Linked DNA regions of Homo sapiens: region 1 is linked to region 2. The links are chromatin loops, found by intact Hi-C in ENCODE. Cell type or tissue: IMR-90. All regions are shown on one strand.

Evidence for each region. Peaks named below come from ENCODE experiments on the same cell type or tissue, not always from the same donor. Only the 100,000 strongest peaks of a DNase experiment are listed, where the experiment ranks them.
Region 1: it touches region 2 in a loop (8-fold over the local background); 1 of 110 quality-filtered maps calls a loop at or near these places.

What each region holds. Positions count from the first base shown.
Region 1 is chr12:105,024,172-105,029,171 of GRCh38, forward strand. ALDH1L2 (aldehyde dehydrogenase 1 family member L2) reads right to left here. Exons shown (of 23, transcript NM_001034173.4): 22 at 2,374-2,573; 23 at 1-308. The coding sequence ends at 253. Among named protein-coding and RNA genes, the nearest start is that of NOPCHAP1, 40 kb to the left of the region's middle. In IMR-90, no CTCF peak of the experiment used is centred here; a DNase peak (open chromatin) is centred at 1,950.
Region 2 is chr12:104,199,226-104,204,225 of GRCh38, forward strand. No RefSeq gene overlaps it. Among named protein-coding and RNA genes, the nearest start is that of TXNRD1, 14 kb to the right of the region's middle. RefSeq lists a silencer at 1,966-2,260. In IMR-90, a CTCF peak has its summit at 2,157 (motif pointing right); a DNase peak (open chromatin) is centred at 2,166.

The sequences.
Region 1 (5,000 bases), 820 kb after region 2:
CTTGGTATTTTAGAAATACGTATGATATACAACATAGTCAAAATGCAACAACTCCAAATCACTGGAAGGTGTATTAGAAAATACTCAGGCACATGTGTAAATGCTTTAACATGGCCTGGCCCTCTTCATGGTCCATCTGTGTATTTTTTGGTTTGTGGCTGACACCTCCTGCCTCAACACACCCAATCTTCTTAAGTGTGTCCAGAGTTGTAAAGGGCTGTCTGTCAAGGCTTTCCTGATGATGGTGTTGCTCTAATATTCCAGTGTCACCGTCTTGGTTTTGAGATATTCATTTAGAGCTTCCTCACCTAGGGAAGAGAAAAGCAGTTGACAGACCACATTCAGAGGCAGACATGTGATGTCTTCAGACCTTCAGACATAGGTATACGTAGGTGTCCAGGTCACTAAGTAAATAGAATGTGGCCTAAGCCAGTGCTTCTCACACTTTGAAGTTCATACTAACCATCTGAAGACTCTGTTAAGTTGCAGATCCTGATCTGATTAAGTCTGGTGTGGGCCCAGAGGTTTTGTGTTGCTAACCATTCCCTGATGATGCTGATGCTAGTGGTCCATGGACCACACTTTGAATAGTAACAGCCCAGACCAGCTACCAGGCCTTCTAAGGAGCAGAGAGTGTTGCCTGGTCAGCTTCAAACCAAAACCCTTCTCTTTTATTTCCCTACTTGATGACAGACTCTGCCTTTTTGTCCATTTAAACTAAACAGAAGTAACCAGGATACTGTCCTCTGGATTATATTAATTAAAGCAGAACTGAGCACAGGAAAGTTTGAAATCATTTGGTTTAACCTTATTTTAAAGATAAGGAAAATTCAGTTTATATTGTTTGTTAGAAACACAGGGAAACCTGTCTAGGCAAAAATAAATAGGTCTGCCTTTCTTTGACTGTTTCTATTTTGAGCCAGTACTGTCATCAATCTCTACAGAGGTTAAAGGGCACTGAATACCATGGGAAAACTAATGAGTGCGTGATTCTGGAAGCTGAGCTAAAACAAGGGCTGTCAACTTTGTCCGCATGTTAGAATCACTCAGGGAGCTTTTAAGACTCCTGACCCCACATCACACCCCAGATCAATTAGATCAGTATCTGTATTTTTTGAAGCTCCCAGGTGATTTGAATCCACTGTGCAGCTAAGGTTGACAACCACTGGGCTAAGGGGTTTTAAAATTGGGGGAGGAAGAAACTATTAGAAAAACTGTAGTATTTTATAGTAAAACAGACCTGGAGCTGGTCAAATACACTCTCTCAAAAGATGGGTGAAACAGGGATGCCTCACTTTCTAATAATAAATTCCCTAAGAAAGTCTCCTACAGTGATTTGGATTCAGGCATGAAAACCAGATTAAAGACATGGAAAAGTTGGGGGGGAAGCCCTTACCTTCACCCAATGGAATTTAAAATGAGAGCTACTTTTACTGCTGCAAATACATGGCCAAAGTCATTAGTAAAGAGAAAATGTAAAAACAAAACAAAACAAAAAAACTCCAAATGAACTAAACTTATATTTGCAGACTGTAATTTCAGTAAATCACAAACATTTCAGTTTTTGAAACAACGTACCAGACTGAGGGGAATAAGAGATGTGCTCCACAGCCAGACCGCCTGCCTTTGAATTCTCTCTTGCCAGTGCCTGGCTCTGTGACTTGAGGCAACTCACCCAGCCTCTCTGAGCCCCATTGTCCTCTTCTGTATAATAAGATAATAATAGTACCTATTCCTCTGAGCTCGTGTGAGAATTGCCTTTGCTTATACAGGCTAAGTAGAATGGGGCCTGGCATGTGTTTCGCACTGAAAGTAAGCTATTGCTTGAAAGGTGTTAGTGTCACTGCTCACAGTGAATTACATTTTGGGCTTTTTACAAACTCTTAAGTCTCATTGCTCAGACTCCCAAAAACCCTGCCAATTGCAGGGTTTTTTCAGTGTTGACTCTGAAAGCCTGCCAAGAAGCTCCAGGACAGGATTTATTCTTGGAGCTCGCTGGTTATTGCTCTCCACCCATTTGCCTCTCTTGGTTCCATTTAGTCTCGTGACAGCTAACCCAAGTTCATGCCGAATGTCAGATTAAACACCAAACATATTTCAGCTAAAGTATATTGTTGCAATTTCTTTTTCCTTTCAAACATTAATCTTTTTTGAAAAGAAATATCTTTCCACACAATGTGTGTACTTTTCTGTATGTATGGTATATTCAATAGAAATGTTTAATATTTTAAAAAACGAATGCCCTTCTAAACCCAGATATAACTGCCATGTAGGAAATGCCCCTCAAAGTCACACACAAGTCATGAAACATAGAGCAGATTTTTCTGTGATGTGACAACAAAGGGAAGGTGAAGCAGAAAAGTAAAGCCATACCTAAGTCTTTTCCAAAGCCAGATTGTTTAACTCCGCCAAATGGGGCCGCCACATCTGTCTTGTTGTATGTGTTAATAAAAACAGTTCCTGCTTCCAGTTTTTCACTCACATACATAGCTTTGTTTATGTCTCTTGTAAAAACCCCTGAGGCCAAACCATACTCTGTACTATTTGCTCGCTGCAACACTCCATCGATGTCCCTGTGTTTTTAGGAAGACATAAAACTTCATTAAATGTAAAGCAAAAGACTCATTTTATGTTCTGAAAATTTTCCCATCTATGCTAGAAACAGGAAAACATTACTGCCATCTGCTTAAATGTTTTTGTTGTTGTTGTTTTTTAGAGGCCAGGCATTGCTCTGTCACCTAGGCTGCAGTGCAGTGGCACAATCATAGCTCACTGCAGCCTCCATCTCCTTGGACTCAAGTGATCCTCCCACCTCAGCCTCCCAAGTAGCGGGGACTACAGGCATGTGCCACCATGCTCAGCTAATTTTTAAAAAAATTTTTTTGTAGAGATAGCATCTCCCTGTGTTGCCCAGGCTGATCTCAAACTCCTGGCCTCAAACTATCCCCCAACCTTGCCCTTGCAAAGTGTTGGGATTACAGGTGTGAGCCACTGCGCCCAGCCTGATTAAATTTTTATAAATGAAAATATCAGGCTCACACCAAAAGAAAGTCCCAAAAAAATATTACTAGTATTACATTTTTCATATATATCATGCAACACCTTTCAAAATCTGACCCAAAGTCATATATTCAATCTTCTTCAATGGTTCTCATTCATGATCTCCCACTCCCTCCCCTCTCCCATGACTCCCACTTCTAGATGGATTTTCAGAGTGTCCTCCCTATTTCCTTCCATCTCTTCCGATTTTGCACATAAGGTTCAAGCCTCCTTCAGTGCCTGAAGCCGTTTCAGATCCCACCAGTGCCATTGTCGAGGTGGGAGAGTAGGGTGGTTCTGTGAGAGGGCTCTGCAGCCAGACTGCCTGGTGACCTTGGGTAAATGACTCCATCTCCCCTCGCCTTCATTTATTATTGCGAACCATGGAAATAATAATAAAAGGACCTGTCTAGTTGTCATGAGGATGAAATGAACAAATCATGCCTGGAACACAATAAATGTTCAATAAAAGCCAGCTATCATCAGGTAGCACATATTTTTCCAAACTTAATATTTTGGTAGAACCAACTATATAGTGCTGACTTAACTCTTCCTGTAGGTAATGGTTCACCCTCCATAAATTGGAAGATAAAAGTTCCCCGAGGGCAGGGATAACTTTATGTCTCATATACCTCTTTATGCTATGGTGTTGCATCGTCAAATGCGAGTGAGTGGGATTACATGTGCTTATTCAACAAAATAGGTCCCGTGATTTCCCTGCCTTTTGACTTAGTTTGTATACACATCCAAGCAGGTGAAGACATGAACCTACTCTTTTCTCAGTTGAGTCGAGTTCTAATGTGCCTGTCATAGTGTATGTACCTTCTTCTAGTGTGATCCTAATGCTTAAAAACGCACACATTTTCTACCACATGGCCAGCAAATACAAGCCAGGTTGTTGTTGTTGTTTTTCTTTTTGAGATGGAGTCTCACTCTGTCGCCCAGGCTGGAGGGCAGTGGTGCGATCTCGGCTCACTGCAACCTTCGCCTCCCAGGTTCAAGCAATTCTCCTGCCTCAGCCTCCTGAGTAGCTGAGATTACAGGTACATGCCACCACACCCAGATAATTTTTGTATTTTTAGTAGAGATTTTGTATTTCACCATGTTGGCCAGGCTGGTCTTGAACTCCTGACCTCAAGTGATCCGCCTGCCTTGGCCTTCCAAAGTGCTGGGATTACAGGCATGAGCCATTGCGCCTGGCCAAGCCAGGTATTTCATCTGGTGCTCCAGCAAAGACACAGGATCTGTTCCAAAACTGGAGGAAAAATTCGAGTGCTGAATTTATTGAGACAGTACAGGTTTCAGTGTAGTGCCTTATGAAGGAATTTTCAAAGGCATCTTGACTATCCAAAATTTTAAACTTGCACAAGAAATCTGGAATCTAACCTGGAGTGAACTTGGACTCTGCTAAAACTCTCACACTTCTTGATGCATTGCATATGGTAGGGACCCAAATATTTATAGAATGGACTAGAGGGAGAAAGATGGTTTTATGCCATTTCTCGTTGAGGACTATCAAGATATCACCATAGCTCCATAGCACATTGTTTATGTCTACAGCAATGACAAGCATATATTGATGGCAGCAGCAACAGCAAATACTTGACTTAGTAATACTCAGAATGACCTAAGGAGGTACACATTGTTACCAAACCATACTCTATTATTTGCTCACTGCAATGCTCTATTGATGTCCCTATGTTTTTAGGAAGACATAAAACTTCATTAAATGTAAAGCAAAAGATTCATTTTATGTTCTGAAAATTTTCCCGTCTATGCTAGAAACGGGAAAACATTACTGCCATCTGCTTAAATTTTTTTTTTTTTTTTTTTAGAGGCCAGGCATTGCTCTGTCGCCTAGGCTGCAGTGCAGTGGCACAATCATAGCTCACTGCAGCCTCCATCTCCTTGGGCTCAAGTGATCCTCCCACCTTAGCCTCCGAAGTAGCTGGGACTACAGG
Region 2 (5,000 bases):
GGCTGAGATGGGAGGATTACTTGAGCCCAGGGGGTCGAGGCTGCAGTGAGCCGAGATCATGCCACTACACTCCAGCCTGGGTGATAAACTGAGACCCTGTTACACACACATACAGAAAAAAAACTTGAAAAGTTTTAAACTCAAACTCCAATTCTCCTCTCCACATTCTGACTTTTTGTTGTCTCAATTTATATCTTTTTATATTTCCTATCTCCTAATAAATTATTATAGTTATTTGTGTAATATTTGTCTTTCAGTCTTCATACTAGAGCTATGAGTGATTTATATACCACAATTACAGTATTACAATATTCTAAATTTGTCTGCATACTGAATTTTACCAGTGAATTTTATATTAGCTTTGTGCAAAATTAATTGCAGTTTTGGCCATTGAAAGTAATGGCTGGGCATGGTGGCTCACACCTGTAATCCCAGCACTTTGGGAGGCTGAGGCAGGCGGATCACCTGAAGTCAGGAGTTCAAGACCAGCCTGACTAACATGGTGAAACCCCATCTTTACTAAAAATACAAAAATTAACCAGGCATAGTGGCAGTCACCTGTAATCCCAACTACTCGGGAGGCTGAGGCAGGATAATTGCTTGAACCCAGGAGGCGGAGGTTGCAGTGAGCTGAGATTGCTCTCCAGCATGGGTGACACAGTGAGACTCTATCCAAAAAAAAAAAAAAAAAAAAATTAATGGCAAAAACTGTGATTACTTTTGCACCAACATAATACCTTCAGATGATTTTCTTGTTGCATGTTAGGATCCTTTTCTCTCAGATGGAAGGACTCCTTTTAGCATTTCTTGTAAGACAGGTCTGGTGGTGATGAATTTCCTGAGCTTCTGTTTGCCTAAAAAAGTCTTTATCTTTCCTTCGTGTTTGAAGGATAGTTTTGCTGGGTATCACATTCTCAGTTGGCAGGGGTTTTTTCGTTTTTTGGTTTTTTTTCCTCCTTCAGCACTTTGTGTATGTCATCTCACTCTCTCCTGGCTGGTATGGTCTTTGCTGAGAAGTCTGTTGCCAGATAAATTGAAGCTCCTTTATGTGTATGTTATTTGCTTCTTTCTCTTGCTACTTTTTGGATCCACTTTTTGTCCATGACTTTTGAAAGTTTGATTATTATATGCCTTGGAGCAGTCTTATTTGGGTTGAATATGTTTGTTGATCTTTGGCCTTCCTGTATATGGGTATTTATATTTTTCACTAAGTTTGGAAAGTTTTCTGTTATTATTTTGTGGGAGCTTTCTATGTCTTGCTCTTTCTCAACTCCCTCTTGAAAACCAATGACACTTAGATTTGCTCTTTTGAGGTTATTTTCTAGATCCTGTAGTTGTTCTTTATCTTTTTAATTTTTTTTCTCCTCTGATTGCGTATTTTTAAAGCTCATTTATTTTTTTCTTCTTCATGATCGATTCTGCTGTTGAGACTCCGGTGCATTTTTCAGTTCAGCAAATGTGTGTCTCAGTTCCAGGATTTCTGTTTGATTTGTTTTTATTATTTAAATCTCTTTCTTAAATTTCTCTGATAAATTTCTAAATTGTGGGCCAGGCACGGTGGCTCACGTCTGTAATCCCAGCACTTTGGGAGGCCAAGGTGGGTGGATCACGAGGTCAGGAGATCGAGACCAGCCTGATCAACATGGCAAAACCCCGTCTCTACTAAAAATACAAAAAAATTAGCCAGGCGTGGTGGCACGCGCCTGTAGTCCCAGCTACTCAGGAGGCTGAGGCAAGAGAATCAATTGAACCCAGGAGGCAGAGGTTGCAGTGAGCTGAGACGGCACCACTGCACTCCAGCCTGGGCAACAGAGTGAGACTCTGTCTCAAAAAAAAAAAAAAAAAAATTCAAATTGTTCCTCTGTGTTATCTTGGAGTTTGCTGAGTTTTCTCAAGGTTGCTATTTTGAATTTCTGATCTGAAAGTTCACATATTGCCATCTTATTGGGGTTAATCACTGGTTACTTCTTGCTTCATCCATTTGGGAGGTCATGGTTCCCTGTTTGCTGTTGTTTTTATGCATATATGTCTAGGTCTTTCCAATGATGGATTGTTTATTTTGCTGTCTAGGTTAGTGTTTCTAGCATACGTGTTTTTAGAGGTTTTGTGCAGGCTGCCTGTTGATTCCCTTAGCCCTAGATCACTGCCTCCTTTTTGGCACTAGATGGCACCATAAGCCTAGATTTGCTGCAGTTCTCATGAAAGTTTGAAGTGCTGCCTGTCCTGAATTCAGGGGGAGGGTCCCAAAGAGAATGCCCCAGCTGTCTGGGGAGGCTGGCTAGGGGTTCATGCCCAGAGGACCTATGGCTCACACCTCCTACAGCATCATGCTCCTGAAATACGTCTCTGATTCAGTATCTGCTTTGTCTGAATGGAGACCAGCCCCCGTTTCACACACTGGGTTTCACTGTGTCCCCAACTGCCCTCAAGGGTCCTTCTCTCTATAGGCACTTGCAATGCTTCCCCTGGATTGAGGCAGGAATGGCTTTTGTGCATAGGAATCCAAGATAATGGGGAAGCAGAGTGTCCACTGAAATCTCAGTTTTCCCAGTGTAGAAGCCTTGAGTCCAGGATAACTTTTCCACATGGTGCCTGGCTGTTTGCAGAAATGGGCATCACAGAGAAAGAAATCTGTTTCTCCTACCTTCTGCTCACAGTTTTTCACTTCTCTGTGGCTCCAGGGATTATCACAGCTTCAGTTTTGAGTTCTGGGATATCTGTGGTGATAATCTTTTCTTTCTTTTAATAGGTTTTTGGGAAACAGGTAGTGTTTGGTTACATGGATAAGTTCTTCAGTGGTGATTTCTGAGATTTTGGTGCATCCAACAGTTGAGCAGTGTGCGCTGTAGCCAATATATAGTCTTTTATCCCTCACCCCACTCCCACCCTTTCTCCAAGTCTCCAAAGTCGATTGCCTTTGTGTCCTCATAGCTTAGCTCCCACTTATAAGTGAGAACATATGATGTTTGGTTTTCCATTCCTGAGTGACTTCACTTAGAATAATGGTCTCCAGCTCCATCCAGGTGAATGCCATTATTTCATTCCTTTTTATGGCTGAGTAATATTCCATGGGGGTGTGTGTGTGTGTGTGTGTGTGTGTGTGTGTGTGTGTGTGTAATTTTCTTTATCCACTCATTGATTGATGGGCATTTGGGCTGGTTGAAATGTTTTTGCAATTGCAAATTATGCTGCTATAAACATGCATGGGCCAGGGTGCGGTGGCTCACGCCTGTAATCCCAGCACCTCAGGAGGCTGAAGCGGGTGGATCACGAGGTCAGGAGTTCAAGACCAGCCTGACCAATATGGTAAAACACTGTCTCTACTAAAAATACAAAAATTAGACAGGGGTGGTGGTGCATGCCTGTAATCCCAGCTACTCAGGAGGCTGAGGCTGGAGAATTACTTGAACCAGGAAGGCGGAGGTTGGAGTAAGCTGGATCTCACCATTATGCTCCAGCCTGGGCAAGAGTGGGACTCTGACTCAAAAAAAAAAAAAAAGTTCCCACTCTGCCATGTGTCCTCTGCATGTCTTTAGGCAAGTCATTTCACCTCTCTGGACCTCATGGGGTTTCTGGGAGACACATGTGAAATAATAAATACAAAATGGCTGGAAAAACAGATAAAGAGTGAAGCAGGAATAATAATTGTATAGTTGCTTGACTCCTTTTCCCCATCCCTGGCATGAGGGAGGCATGGGACATCGTAAATGCTCAATAAATATCTGCTAAATAAATGGATTCTAGAGTCAACCGAAGGTAAAATACATGCTATTGTATGGAATTAGATTTGTTCTCACTCGGTGCACACCATGTTCTTCATTAGATGAATCAAATTTAAATACCACATTGAAAATTCTAGAGTCAACTTATTCCTCGATTGAGTTGATTCATTTCTTAAATTGCTTTCTTTGTAAGAGCATCATTAAATTGTGAACACTCTTATGTCCCATCTTTTTCCTTTTATTGCTGTGTAGATAAAGATTTCTCAGGACTGTTTTTCAGATAGCAGACAATATTGTTTTTAATATAGAATCCAGTCACAGGAGTATCTTTCCATAGGACACCTAGCTCCAGAAACTCAGAGTGGAAAGCCCATTTTAATAAAATAAAAATCAAATTTGTCCCCAAGCTGGTTGTCCTTTAGTCATTCTTAATCCTCAGTGTTTTTTTAGGCTAATCTGATTTTCACCCCTAGAAGCTGACTGATTTGTTATATCATTGAAACTAAATCCTCATTTGCATGACACAAGAAAAGCATCCTAATTTTCATCTTAAAGCTGTCTTCTGATTGTAAATGTAAAGATTCTCTCTAGAAAGATCCATAAGAACATGCTAACAGTAGTTGCCTCCAGGTAGAGGAATTTGGGGCATGGGGTAAGGTGGAAGAGAGAGATTTTTTAGTGTAAACTCGTGTGTGTGTGTGTGTGTTTGACAGAGTCTTGCTCTGTTGCCCAGGCTGGAGTGCAGTGGCACAATCTTGGCTTACTGCAGCCTCCGCCTCTGGGGTTCAAGTGATACTCATGCCCCAGCCTCCCAAGTAGTGTGATTACAGGCATGTGCCAGCATGCCCAGCTAATTTTTGTATTTTTAGTAGAGACGGGGTTTCACCATGTTGGCCAAGCTGGTCTCGAAGTGATCTGCATGCCTCGGCCTCCCAAAGTGTTGGGATTACAGGCGTGAGCCACCACGCTCGGCCTCTTTTGTATATTTTGGGGGAAAAAATTATGTATGTATTACTTTTTTTAAAAACCCACTATTCTTTAGGCAAGAACCAGTAGTAACCGTGTGTTTAACCAACTCTTAGTCACTGGGGGGAAAAAATTAAAATGGCAGAGAAAATTGTTCTTGTATTGGAAGACAAAGCCAGGCCCTAAGAAAATTATAAACTAGATGAAGTTTCTTTACAGGGACTAATGTGTAGGATTTCTCAACACTGTGGGACTCAGAAAAAATTGAAAGCAATTTATAGTTTTGCTTTTTTTTTTTTTTTTTTTTGAGAC